Regions from separate parts of the Homo sapiens genome. Here region 2 is linked to region 1. The links are chromatin contacts, found by Hi-C or POLR2A ChIA-PET in ENCODE. All regions are on one chromosome and are shown on one strand. Each heading gives the region's core, a stretch centred on a gene start or an enhancer-like site at or near the end of the contact. The rest is flanking DNA. Distances are from core to core; before and after follow the strand shown.

What was found. A loop is a pair of places that touch in the nucleus more often than their neighbours do. ChIA-PET counts read pairs that join two places held with the same protein, here RNA polymerase II (POLR2A). Pooled maps may share reads with other maps.
Region 2: a loop to region 1 is called in a map of Calu3, with 3 times the contacts of the local background. The contact joins two enhancer-like sites. A Hi-C loop is called at or near these places in 6 of 168 maps with a recorded cell type or tissue (CD14-positive monocyte, Calu3, HepG2 and 3 more) and 5 of 50 pooled maps. POLR2A ChIA-PET finds 5 or more read pairs at or near these places in 5 of 52 experiments (H1, MCF 10A, activated CD4-positive, alpha-beta T cell and 2 more).

Annotation. Positions count from the first base shown.
Region 1 is chr6:11,214,907-11,221,955 of GRCh38, forward strand. All of the region lies in intron 1 of NEDD9 (neural precursor cell expressed, developmentally down-regulated 9), which reads right to left. LOC124901256 (a long non-coding RNA gene) reads right to left here. Exons shown (of 2, transcript XR_007059449.1): 2 at 4,955-5,083. Among named protein-coding and RNA genes, the nearest start is that of NEDD9, 14 kb to the right of the region's middle. Within about 2 kb of position 3,950, at least 21 of the 41 ENCODE cell types and tissues checked have a DNase peak (open chromatin) inside an H3K27ac peak, as active enhancers do; they include CD14-positive monocyte, where a contact is called at or near this core.
Region 2 is chr6:11,139,332-11,146,380 of GRCh38, forward strand. No RefSeq gene overlaps it. Among named protein-coding and RNA genes, the nearest start is that of ERVFRD-1, 31 kb to the left of the region's middle. RefSeq lists an enhancer at 5,094-5,143. Within about 2 kb of position 4,565, at least 4 of the 41 ENCODE cell types and tissues checked have a DNase peak (open chromatin) inside an H3K27ac peak, as active enhancers do; they include CD14-positive monocyte, where a contact is called at or near this core.

The sequences.
Region 1 (7,049 bases), core at 2,700-5,199:
TTTATTTTATACCATGACATATTCGTGGGATTTTCGGCTGTCATTGTCTGAGCTTTTGCTGTCTATTTTCTTCTCTAGCAACGTGGACTTGATCATTCAGCCTCGTGCTTTTCATTTCTTTGCAGCTGACTTGCACTACTCGCGTCCCCTTGTGCTAGCCCCATTGCCACGGGTCCTGTGTGTTTTCCGCTCTGGAGGGCTGTGCAATGGAAGGGATCTGCCCTCTATTCAGTAGTTGGGACGGGTCCAGTTCTGCTGCTGTGAGCCAGGTTCCTCTTAGCCAGGGCAATTAAAAGAGATAAAGCCATAGAGGACAGTCCTCAGGAAGCTTTGTGATACTCTTCAAGAATAAGGTTGAAGTCCTTTTTCTTGACAGTTATGAGATCCAGGAAGTGTGAGACACAGAGAGGTGAGCGGCCAGGGAAGCTAAAGGGAAACTGAGGAGTGCATATTTCAGGGGAAGGTTTCACTGGGTAGTTAATATTCCAGGAGGCGCTGGGTTTCATCTAACAATGAAAAGTTCACATACATAAAGAAAAAATCAGGCAGCAGTTTCCCCTGTTCATGGAACCATTTAAGGATGGTGTCATAATCCTAAAATTGTCTCTGTTTCTCTTCTCCCATCTTTTGGGTATTCTGTATTTTACAAGAGAAGTCATAGAGTTACAGAGGACAAGATTCTGGTCCTTTTACTAAAATGACCTCCAGGAAATGACTCCACCAGAGCTGTACTGAGATTATTAAGTGAGGAGATAGCTGACCACTCTGGCCTCTGTCTGTCCCTTTCTTCTGGGCCCATTCAGCAATCGGGAAGCCCCCACATGAAATCAGAAGCAACAGAGTCGGGCTAGTTGTATGGGAGCTGAGGGTTGGTAGCTGTGCAATTATACTGGCTACAAAGAAGGGAAAGAAGAGAAACAGAAAACAGTAGAAAGGCAAAGGGCTACAGATCTAATCAGCATAAATCAGCTCAAGGCATTCGGAATTGGGCCACTTCCAACTCCAAGAGCACCATGAGGCACTGAAGTGGAGCACCGGAGCATGCTTGATCAGAGGCAGATAGAAATCCCCGTGCGAGAGTCGTCCTGGGCGTTCTTTGTCTCCTGCCCCAGTAACCTTCTTACCACCTGGTGAGCAGCTGGCTAATGTTTCTACACTGGCCTGTGAGCTGCTTCTTGGGGGAAACTCTCAGAGCCCCACAGTCTGGGCTAATGTGGGCACCGCAGGTGAGTCCTCCTGACTGGTTGTCAGGACTTCCCAGCAGTCCTCCTCAGTGCCCATAGAGATTAGGTTTCAGGCACAGCTTGTCAGTGCTGTTAGTAGCCAGGACCCCGGCACCAGCCTATTCACACACCGATACATATTCTCAGCCTTGGCCGAACAGGAGTATGAGTTATTTAATATCTGCGCAAGCTACAGAGAGCCAATGTCTACATCCAGCCACTCTCCTAAACCGAAGCTTACGGCTCCAGGGACCTTTAGAGATCACCTGGACACAATGCCCTTGTGTCACAGATGAGGAAATAGATTTGAAGTTTATCATTTGCCCAAGACCACACTATTGGCAGCGATGGAAAGAGAATTGCGTTCTTTCAGTTTAATCCTCTTTCCAGAACTTTAAGCTACCTTAGCTCAGCCACGCAGCATCCTTGTTACTGGGCTCAGTTCCATTATATGATAAAGTTCTGAAGAGGAGCGGTTCTTCTTTTTGTGTCTATGGAATAAATTGGATATTTGCGGTCTTAGGTTCTAGCTGTGTTACTTTGCCAGGCAACAGCATCCCTTTGGGCCTTAGTTTCCCGGTCTTTGGTAAGCTATGGTGATGTTTTATTTAATTTGCTAGATGGCCCTTGGGCTTCAGGCTCCCTCCCCGCCTTGCCTCCTTTCCATTTGCAGTCCAGGCTTGGTCCTATTCCAATGATGCTATTATATATGTTTTGTACCTATCTGATATTTATCTTGCTCAGGATTACATTTCAGAAGAACTGTTATCTTAAAGCAGTATATTTCTGAATTATGAATGAGTTCTTGTCACTGCAACCTCTTGTTGAGTATCTGCCTACAAACAGCAATAGTGAAACCATTGGTTGCATTCAAGGGAACTTCTGAGACAACATATTAATAATGATACTACTTGATAAATTATGGATAAATGTCATCAGATTCCAACACAGATAATACATCAGCAGGTAGGAAAAGGCATGAGGCAGGAGTTGGACTTTCGAAAAGATTTGGTGTTGGTGCAAGGTTTCAGTAAGACCATAACAGCCAAATGAATTTCAGCTGGACCATAAACCATCTCATTCAAAAGTGCACATCAGTCGTAATAGGAAAATCAAGAATGAATTCTTCTGGCAAGGAAGTGGAGGGATCCTCTCCTTCAGTGCAAAGGTGTGATTCCTTGAGCCACAAAGTCAGAAGCTGATGATCTGCTATCTTAGAAAAACCCCAGAGAGGCAGTTTAATCTACTCAAGATGTACTCTTTCTCCTGCCCACTCACCCCCTTGGATATTTATCTCCAGGGTAGGGAAGGTCAACACAGAAACAAATCAAGGAGAGATAAGAGAGCTATGTAACTCTATATTCACTTGGATGGTTAGTCTCCAAAGGCTGGCAGTTAGCAGTGCAGCTAGAGCTTGGCAAAACACCAAAACAGTTAGGGCACAGAACTTGAAAGCCAGAAGGAACTTTAAACAATTACCGTCCAACCCTTTCACTTTACAAAAGAAAAAAATGAGCCTCAAGAAGTTAATGATTTGCCAGCTCACCTGGCAAGAAAGTCTTAGAGCTGAGACAGGAATTCAGGCCTCTTGTCTTCAGGTCTAGAATTAGGACAGAATTTAGTCAAGTGAAATACAGGTGCAACACAAGCTGTGGCTCTAATCAGGATTGCAAATCAGCATTTAGGATCATGAGCCCTATCTGAGGGAACCCTGATTGCAGCAGCCTCTAGCCTTGATCCCCAGCCCAAGCTTCCTTGAAACTGTCTTCTTCTGGCCTCCACGATACCACTTTTTCGTTCTCTGTCTTCTCTTGACCACTCTCATCCTTATTCTCCACTGGAGACTAAATCTTTTTCCCATCCCTAAAGTGATCATGTTCCAAAGAGATTTGTCCTTTGCACTTTCCTCTTCTCAGCTATGTGCTTACGCTCTACAGGAGGATGGCATCTGAACACACAGATAATTCCTAAAGCCATAGTCTTCGCTGGATATTTCTTCTGCATTCCAGTCCCTTATATCCAGTCTAATGGGCATCTTCCTCTCTAAAAGCAAGTGCAAACACCTTTTTCTCCTGCTTTGCTTTGCTTGGTTAACAGCATGCACACAGCTGTGCAGTAAGAGCCGCAGAGGTTTGCTGTGTCTCTTCATGACCTGCAACCCATCTGGGGCCCTGCTTTCCACCTCACTGCCACCCTTCATTCAGGTCTTCAGCAACTTTTTTTTTTTTTTTTTCTGTAGCACAGAAATTGCTTCCCAATTGGCTTTCCTGCATTAAATTCCTTCCTCCCTCGAAACCCATCTTCCATTTAACCAGAATGGGTATCTATTCAAAGGCTGTTTCCTTTCCCAGTTCTCGATCATACTATTTCTTTACAGTACAACTTGGATTGCCCTGTTCAAGACTGTGAACTCCTTAAGTTCAGAGATGCAAATTCCTTTTGCATTTCCAGAACTTTACCCCAGTATCCGAAACAAAATATAGACTCAGTAAATGTTTGCTAAGTTGAAATGGATTCTGGACTCTGATTTCCTCATTGTCTGCAGGGAGGGTGAAATTGTTGTACTTAGAGAATTCAGCAAGACATTTGGTTAGAATTTTCAGATGGAAGTGGGGAAAATGAATGAACCAGAAAGAGAAATGTCATGTCCAAGTCACTCAAGCCTCACAGCCAGAGACTATGGGAGACAGACAGCAGGAAAGGGCCTGCCCCTCCCTATTTAAACAGGATAATGACGCAGATCGGGAGCCTGACCCCCCTGAAACTAGTGTTCGCAACTACGGAGCAAACAGGAAGGCCAAGAGGAACTGACCATCCCAGTGAGATTAAACACAATGGTCTCTTTTAAGAGCCTTTCTCCCTTCAGTGTAGCAATCTGCTTTTGGCACTAGGTGACAGAGCACCATTCAAACACTTTGCCAGACCACTTGGGTTCTGCTGTTCCTGGTTCCCAAGCTATGCCTGAGGAGTGGGAAGAAAATACTGTACAGTTGACCAGAACGCTGGTACAGAGAGCTCTAGGACACATGACGGCTTCTACCCCTCACCCCACCTCCAACTCCTCCCTGCCTTTTTTCCCTTCCCTCACTGCTATCAAAATGTCAAGAAAGCTTATTACTCCTATGTCAGAGAAACGATCTGCTTTTCCAAATACGGAGAGGTGTGACTTGTAGTTTCCATGACCACTCATGCGGTCGTTTGAAGAGAAATGAGACAGAATGTCTGGTGTATCACCCCACTAAGACTGATAGCATCATCAATGGCCCGGCTTCCTCTGATTATTTTTACTTCATTCTATATTTGTCATGCAGGGGATCCTGCCATGGCCTCAGGGTTGCCCCATTCTCAATGACATGATTTTCCTGTACCCAATCCCCCAAAACTTTAGCCTGGACTCTTGTGGGTTTGCATGCCTGCATGCGCAAATGCATGCATGCAGAGGACAGACCCTGAGAAACAGACACATTCAAGGAAATGGCCATCATCAAGGAAGTCAGTCCTAAGGCAGGCAGCTGAGGGATGAACATTGTCAAGGTCAGTCTCAGGGCACAACAGGGAAGAGAAAGAAAGGCTCACGTGCTTTTGTGCATACTGACGAAAACCGGCTTTGGTCTGAGAACTGCAAACCATTTTGGCTACATTTCTCCTTTCCTTCCCACCATCACCTTTGGGATAGAGGGGGATGTGGGCTTTCCCCAGAGAAGGAAACAGCCATAGTCAGAAAACATGGATATCTGTAAGTGTCAGGATTTTAATTCTCAGAATACTTGGTTTACACTTAGGTTCTTGCATCTGAAGATCTGGAATGTCGAATTTTTTGAGTTGGTTCCTCTTGAGATTATGAAGTCACAGGCATGAAGCTTTCAATACAGGAGACAGAAGATATGATAAGTTATGATATAATATAAGATATGCTAATTTTTTCCCAGTACTATTTGTCGACTGTGTTCTGACACACTTTTCACTAGGTGAGCTGAATGGAGCTCACAGAAAGGCAAAAGCAGGACCCCACTTTGTCCCACTAATCCCTGGCATCCTTCTGCCCACTGCTGAGAGGTGTTCAACATTTCCCACAAGGCCTCCTGTGGCACCCAGACTGCATTTCAGGCAGTAATTTTTATTTTCTGGGAAGTGCTTCTTCTAGACCCCTATGACAGTTACAAAGCTTATAGGAGTATCTTGGACCCCCCCGCCGAATCTTGACGTCATTCACTTTGCCCCGAGTCCTCAAGTTTTCTTAGATTTTCCAGCTTTGTGAACTTTAGCTATAGCATTCTCTTTTGAGCATGTCTGAGTGGGAGAAGGTTTGAGAAATGTGACATTAAATACTTGCCTCCCGAAGGTACTCTTTGACATGGCAAGAGAAGCTGTTAATACTCCCTGGATGTGCTGTGGGGCAGCGCCCTGTGTGTGGTTGTAGATCCAGGGCTTGGAATCTTAACATCTCTTCCACACTGGCCAATCCTGTCTGATGAAGGATCATTTGGAACCCAGCACTATTTTGGTGGCTCATATACCAAAGTGAAGTTACTTTTTGAGGACTGGTGAAAAGATCTGATGCTCACTGCAAATTTGGATATTTGGATCTCAGAAAGAAATCTCTCTCTGACCAGATTTGGTAACATGATATGGACAGCATAGCTGTGCAATTACAAAGGGGTTCCTCAAAAGCTGGGTTCCTCTCCTTCCCCATACTTGAATGAATGCCATCTATTCTTGCTTGATTTAGGGTTCGTGCTGGACAGACACATTCATATGCTAGGATTTGTTTACTATGTAACCAACAAAATCTTAGGGCAAAGAGTTAGTAGGCAGATTTGCATATATGTGTGTATACGTGCAATGTCACAGTCAACTTCTATTATTTCCTGGCCCACGGTGGAAGATGAATTTGACTGCTGAGTTCTTTTTCACTCATCTGTGGTCTTTGGGTTTACCGAAGCAACTCCTGAGAATCTTAAAGAAGGTGGAGGCCGCGCACGGTGGCTCACACCTGTAATCCCAGCACTTTGGGAGGCTGAGGTGGGCAGATTGCCTGAGCTCAGGAGTTTGCGACCAGCCTGGGCAACATGGTGAAACCCCGTCTCTACTAAAATACAAAAAATTAGCCAGGCATGGAGGTGTGCACCTGCAGTTTCAGTTACTCGGGAGGCTGAGGCAGGAGAATTGCTTGAACCTGGGAGGCGGAGGTTGCAGTGAGCTGAGATCACGCCATTGCACTCCAGCCTGGGTGACAGAGCGAGACTCTGTCATAAAAAAAAAAAAAGAAAAAGAAAAAGAAAAAAAGAAGGGGGAAGAACACCTAGGTTTTTTATAGGTATTAGAACCAGAAGTCACCCATACCTTGACCAGAGTTGATTAGAGTAGAATTTCAGAGTAAGAAGGAACCATTCTAACCCAATCTCCTTATTTTACAGCCCAGAGGGTCTCAGATTAGCGGCAGAGCCAGAGCTAGCATCTGGTTCACCTCTTAATCTAGAATTTTTCCCCACCGGACAAGGATGCCCTTCCTGAGAATCTTCTCCATCTTAGAAGTCAGCACTGTTGCTATTAAGCCTTGGAATCTCGAAGCATTTGTCCCAGGTTGCCTGATTTTGATAGATTTCAGTACAGTATCTTGGCAAGGGGTCAAAAATGCGGGGCAGGCACAAGCTGTTTTCAGGGTTCTGTCTGTAGATAAATCTGACAGGCACCATATAATGATGAAGGCCTGACACCCACCCACCCACAAGATAGATTTTATTAACAATAAAACAACCATCTGGATTTCAGCCAGCATTACAGTGTTGGCACTGGATCATATCTATCTGCCTGTCTAGACAAATC
Region 2 (7,049 bases), core at 3,315-5,814, 75 kb before region 1:
GGAATTTGGGCTGCGTCATGAGAGAAGTTGGATCAGTAAGGCACTGGTAAACTGGATGAAAGGAAAGGGATAGGGAATTGAAGATAAAATGAATGTGACGTGTATGATAAGTTTGGGATGGAAATTAGGTGAAGTAGTTCTGAGTGATGACACTAAATACAGCCATAGAAAAGGGGAATCTGAGAACAGTGACTCATTTTAAGCATATGATGTGAGCCTCAGAATGGCCACTAATATTTTCCACATGATGGCTACAGTTGGAATGGAGAAGGTAACTATGACTTGGGGGCCATGTCAGGGACTTGGAAGACTTATCTTAAGGTCTGTTATGTCTGGTGGCTCTTAAAAGGAGGAGGGAACTTCCTGAAAATGGAAGAGGAATGTTCTGGGGGAGCTTCGAGAATGCTCTTTCCTCATCCTGGCCTCCCACCCCCTGGGCATCTCTACAAGTGCATTAGTTTATCTTGTGTAAGTAATTCAGCTGGATTGTAAGAATGATGCTGTTTACAAAGAACTTTGTGGGGGTTAGAGGAGGAAGGAGGGAAGGACAGCAAAAGCTTCACTAAGAATCTTGAAGAAAGGAGTTGGAGTTTTCCAAGTAGAGGATGAGGATTCTAGATAAAAGAATGTGCACAGGCAGTGTCATGGGAAGGTGCCTTGCTTGGAGAACTATAGATAGTTGGTCATTCCTGAAATAGAGAATGCACGTGTCCGGGGGTGGGGGTGGGGGTCCACTGTTTTGACAATAGAGATGTACAGTCTAGGTCACAAAAAGACTTTGTGTGCAGTGGCAAAGGCTTTGAAGTTCATGTCATATGGGACAGAGACTACTAAACTATTTTAAACAGAGAGCACTGATTTGCTTATTTAACATATGTTGAGTAGTCGACTAATCTTCCAGGCATCTGCACTAGTTGCTCGTGCTAACTGCAAGGAGGAGGACTGGTTGGAGGCACGATGGAAACAGGATGTCTCTTAACTGGTCCAAGCAAGAAAACAAAACTAATGGCAGACTGGAAAGGAGCAATGACCATGGGAAATTTGAGGATATGAAAAATCAATAGGACTTGAGATTAGATTGTGAAGGAGAAGGAGAAATGAAGGATGATTTCAACATTTAGCAGTTGATAACATGGGGGGATGCATACAGCAAGAGAAGTAGGTTTGGGATTGGGCATAGGGAGGTGGAAGATAGGAGTCCAGTTTTGGGCATACCATATTTGAATTTCAGGTGCTTATATGATATTACGTAGACAGAAATAACCAGTTGTACAAATAGTATGAGGGACATGGATTGAAAACACAGACTCAGTGTTATCACTATGTGTATGCATTTGAAGCTGTATGCAAAAATAGGATTCCCCAGGGTAGGGGGGTGGAATAAGAAGAGACCCAAGGTGACACTGCTGTGGTTTGAATGTTTTTGTTCCCTCCAAAAATTCATGTGTTGGAAACTTTATGCAATAGGGTTGGGAGGTGGGGCCTAATGGGAGGTGTTCAGGTCATGAGGGCCCTGATCTCATGAATGGATTAATGTCACTATAAAAAAGGCTTTCAGGCATGGGATCCCTTTTTTTTATTTTTTGAGATGGAGTCTCACTCTGTCTCCCAGGCTGGAGAGCAGTGGCACGATCTTGGCTCACTGCAACCTCTGCCTCCCGGGTTCAAGCGATTCTCCTGCCTCGGCCTCCCGAGTAACTGGGATTACAGGTGCCCTCCACCATGCCCCGCTAATTTTTGTATTTTTAGTAGAGACAGGGTTTCACCACATTGGCCAGGCTGGTCTCGAACTCCTGACCTCAGGTGATCCGCAGGTGTGGGCTCTCTTTTCTTCCATATGAGGACACAGTGTTCTTCCTCTGCGGAGGATATAGCAAGGAGATGCCATCTTGGAACCAGAGACCGAACCTGCCAGCACCTTGATCTTGGACTTCTCAGCCTCCAGAATTGTGAGAAATAAATTTCTGTCCTTTATAAATCACCCAGTCTCAGGTATTCTGTTATAGCAGCACAAAAAGAACTAAGGCTGTTAACAGTGTGGATATTTGTCCCCGCTAAACCTCATGTTGACATTTGATTCCCAGTGTTGGTGGTGGGGCCTAGCAGGAAGTGTTTGGATCATAGGGGAAGATCCCTCACGAAAGGCTTGGTGCCATTCTCTCAGTAGCGAGTGAGTTCTTGCTGTATTAGTTCCCAAGAGAGCTAGTTGTTAAATAAAGCCTGGCAGTTCCTCCCCAACCCCTGCTTCCTCTTCTCCATGCAATCCTGCACATGCAGGCTCCCCTTCACCTTCTGCCATGAATGGAAGCAGCCTGAGTTCCTCACCAGATGTCCAGTCTTCCAGCCAGTCAAGTCAAGAGCCAAATAAACCTTTTTTTAAAAAGAAAGAAAAAAAAAAAAAGAGGCTGGGGGCAGTGGCTCACGCCTGTAATCCCAGCACTTTGGGAGGCCAAGGTGGGCAGATCACGAGGTCAAGAGATGGAGACCATCCTGGCCAACGTGGTGAAACCCTGTCTCCACTAAAAATACAAAAATCAGCTGGGCGTGGTGGTGCACACCTGTAGTCCCAGCTACTTGGGAGGCTGAGGCAGGAGAATCACTTGAACCTGGGAGGTGGAGGTTGCAGTGAGCCGAGATTGCGCCACTGCTCTCCAGCCTGGCGACAGAGCGAGACTCCGTCTCAAAAAAAAAAAAAAACAAGAAAGAAAGAAATTACCCAGTCTCAGGCATTCCTTTATAGCAATACAAAACAGACTGAGACTCAGGCCTCTAAAGAACATTGGTATTTCTCAAAGAGGTTGGTAAAAATTTCTTAAAGAGACTGGTGAAAGAAGTTCATTAAGGACTCTGAGAAGGACTGGTAAGAGAACTGGAATATACATGAAGGATAGTAAGGTGCTAGAAGCAAAATAAAGAAAAAACTTGAAGAGCAAGTGTTCAACTGACATATATTGTAGAGTGATGTTGCTTGGATCCGACTTTCGAAGAAATTGTGCCAACAGGAGGCTATTGCAGTAGTTTATGCAAAAGATGACATGAGTCTGCAAGGCTGGTGGTAGTGGGGACAAATTGAAGAGATACTGATGGGAGTCAATTTGACAGGTTTTGATAATTGGTTAGATACAGGAAGTGAAAGACAAGGATTAGTCAATGGTGAATCACTGCTGGACACTGGGGTGGAATGTATTTGAGGGGACAGTTTGGGCATAATCCCAGGTGCGCGTAAGACCAGTGGAAATGGCCAATCCAGATCTTAGGATCTCAGTCAGAAGAACTGAGATCCCATCCAAATGCTATAACTTGACAGTTGGAAATTTATTTAACCTCCCTGTTTCCTGGTCTGCTAAATGGGAATGATAATATCTATCTCATAGGATTAATTTTTAAAATACCCATCAAGCATATTAATATATAGTAAGAAATCAGTAACTTCACTGTCCCCCTCCCTTCTCCTTATTCATCTTTTTAAGTGTAGAAACCTTCTTCTTCTTCTTCTTCCTCTTCCTCTTCCTCCTCCTCCTCCTCTTCTTCTTCTTCATCTTCTCCCTCTCCTTCTTTCTTCTTCTTCTTCTTCTTTTTTTTTTTTTTTTGAGACAGTCTCGCTCTTTTGTTCAGGCTGGAGTACGGTGGCATAATCTCAGCTGACTGCAACCTCCGCCTCCCGGGTTCAAGCAATTCTCCTGCCTCAGCCTCCCAAATAGCTGGGACTACAGGCTGCACCACCACGCCCAGCTAATATTTGTATTTTTAGTAGAGATGGGGTTTTACCATGTTGGCCAGGCTGGTCTTGAAATCCTGACCTCAGGTGATCCACCCACCTTGGCCTCCCGAAGTGCCGGGATTACAGGCAGGAGCCACTGTGCCTGGCTCCATATTTCTATCTCTTGAGCCAACTGCCTTCTCAGTCAGTTAAACACTGGTTAAACTCAGCATCTGCAAGGTCAAGCTTATGACTTTCTCCAAACCTGGTGTTCCTCCAGTGTCCCTATCCAGTGGCTTAAGTCGTCAGCCTGGGTATCATTCTTGATACTCTCTGATGTCCTATATCCAGCACATCATCAGGTCTTGTTGATTTTTCTTCTGAAGTAGCTCTTGAAACCATATACTTTCTTCCATTTTCTTATTACTGTCTGTAGGCCAGGTAATGTAGTGGTCATAAAATTAGACATAAATTGTGGTCTGTGAAATTAGACTTCTGTATGCCTCTTTTTTCATCTGTAAAATGGGTATTAATAGTAGTACCTATCTCATAGGGCTTTTGTAAGGCTTAAATGAGTCAATACACAAAGCATCTAGAAGTGTGCCCAGCATATATCGGTTATTCCCTACCATGATAATGCTCACTTGGGCCACTGCAGTAGTGGCTGTTTCAAATCACTACAGCCCATCTTTAGTATTTTCTCTTATCGTTACCGAGAATGAGCTTTTCACAACTCAAATTTGTCTTCTTGCTTAGAACATGTGAATAGGTTCCCATTGCTCCTAGAAAAAAGGTAGAAAAGCTTCGACATGCCGGTGACATGCTGCACGGCTTCATTTGCTGCCTCGTCATCCTCTTACTCTACATGCTCATGGCCACATGAGTCATCGTTCAGTTGCGCAAACATGCTGTCCTCACTCAGACATCCCCACCCTACTCACTGGATCCTTCCACTGGCCGTGCCCCTCACTCACAAACTTGCCTTCTCTCTCCTTATCTTCCAGTCCTTCTTTCAATTTCAGCACACAAATCACTTTCTCAGGGAAGTGTTCTTTGAACACAGCCCCCTTTCCAGACAAAGAGTTTGTCTGGAAAGACAAACTGTCACAGAGAAGTCTTCCTTTCCCTCAGTGGCCTGATCCCAGACAAGAATTGAACATTTGTTGGTGGATTTTTTTAAATTAAGTGCCACCATTCCCACTATGTTGAATTAATTAAACAATATTTCAATATAAAGTAGAACTTATATCAAAATAACATTTTAGCCTGCAATCTTTTTATTGGAATCTGAGAGTGTAAAATATAAAAGATGCCTTATTCCTGCCTAATGAGAATCTCCTGAAAGTGGCGATTTTCTTTAATCAGCAAACACAAAAGTGTATGTTAATGAGATACATATTTTTCAAGCCCCCTAATTCTGCATCTTCTGTGTCCATTTCACTCCTTCATCTCTTCTGCAAAGGTCAAAGGATCCTGTCCAGTGCTGCTGGAACAGCAGCTTGTGACCACGAGGTGGCGACAGTTTTCAAGAGTTGGCAGGTGAGGACGCCTTCTATTCCGGTCTGGTCAGGGGTGTGCTCCTTTAGAAGGGTGTCACTGGATGGAAATTTGTTTGGTAATTATGTGGCACCCTGTTTTGTGTCATAGGCATTTTACCTAGCCTTCTTTACCTAAAGCGGCTGGGGCGAGCATAGAAGCTGTTGATCAAACTGGAGCACTTGAGAGTGAATGGGAGGAGAGTGGACTATACATCATTGGGCCAGGACAACAGATACAAACCAGGATTGTTCTGGCCACACAGGGGCATCTTTTTTCTCCCTCTAAAGCCAAGTCAGGGGACAATATTTACAGTCTCTCTGACACCTACTGATGAAGGCTTGAAGTTGGAGAGAAAAGGAGCGCTCCCAAATAGCATTTGAATTTTATCTCCCTGTGTAGAACTCCAGAAAGCAAATCATTTCAGAAAATGAGTGAGGAGAGGATGATTGATTCAAAGGCTCACATATTTATTTGTTGGAGTCAGAGAAACCCTACCTTTGGTGAGATGTTTTGAAAATAATAAAGTTTATTTTTTTTTTTTAATTTTGTTTTGAGACGGAGTCTTGTTCTGTGCCCAGGCTGGAGTACAGTGGTGTGATCCTGGCTCACTGCAACCTCCACCTCCCAGGTTCAAGTGATTCTCCTGCCCCAGCCTCCAGAGTAGCTGGGACTATAGGCATGAGCCACCACTCCTGGCTAATTTTTGTATTTTTAGTAGAGATGAGGTTTCACCATATTGGCCAGGCTGGTCTCGAACTCCTGACCTCAGGTGATCTGCCTGCCTCGGCCTTGCAAAGTGCTGGGATTACAGGCGTGAGCCACTGTGCCCGGCCTAAAATAGTAAAGCTTTGTGTTGAAGTACCTCTCATTTGCAAACTCCTTTCGCGTATACTGCCTTCATTGAACTTCACAGCTCTGTGAGGGGTAAGGAAGGAAGGAAAAGTCTTATCCTTACTTCACGGGTAAAGAAATTGAAGTGCAATTTCTTGGCCATGGATGTGATAAGTGCAAACCCTGGGCTTCTGCCTTGTTGCTTAGAGAAGGGGAGATACTTAAAGCATTCAAATCACTGTATGTCATTCAGCACAAAGGAAAATGAACGCATATTCAAATGCAAACACAAGATGAAACCCTAATTTATATGAGCATACCTGGCTGGATAAACTAATGAGAGAGTATTGGTGTAGCACTGGCTTTCCCTCACTCCATACGGACTCAACAGGTTTGGGCTCACTGGGGTTCTAAATCTGGATTGTCCAGCAAGGAGGACTTGCACAGGGTTTGGAGGAAAGGTGCATTTAACAAGAGCAAGTGGCCTGTGAGCAATGTGGTTGGATTCCCAGGGGTTAATAGTAGAAACCTGCACCCCGTGTCCACATAGTCTGGAAGGTGGTAGGTCTCTAATGAGGGTGGCTTGCGGATACTCGGTATCTGAATGCTAAGCTCTGGCTTTGGAAACTGTAGCCATGTTTTCTGTGGCCACCTTGGACCCAGGGAGTGATGCTTTGAGCAGTAAGGTGGACCCCATAGGGCCGGATGACGAGCATCTCAGTGACAGCGCTGACAACCTGAAGAGCGCAGGCTGTTGCTAAGTTTTCTGGATTGTGGAGGACCCTTCAGGCTCTTAGGGAGAGGGAGATATGTTGCCAGTAATGACTTACATTGAATGTCTCACTAACCCTGGTAAGTAGACTCAGAGTCACATTTAATTTGATTGAGAAACAAAACAAACCCAAATACATAACAAATCTTGCACTGAGTGTTGTCAGGTTAACTCATACTCATTAGTGATTACATGTAAAAACAAGTC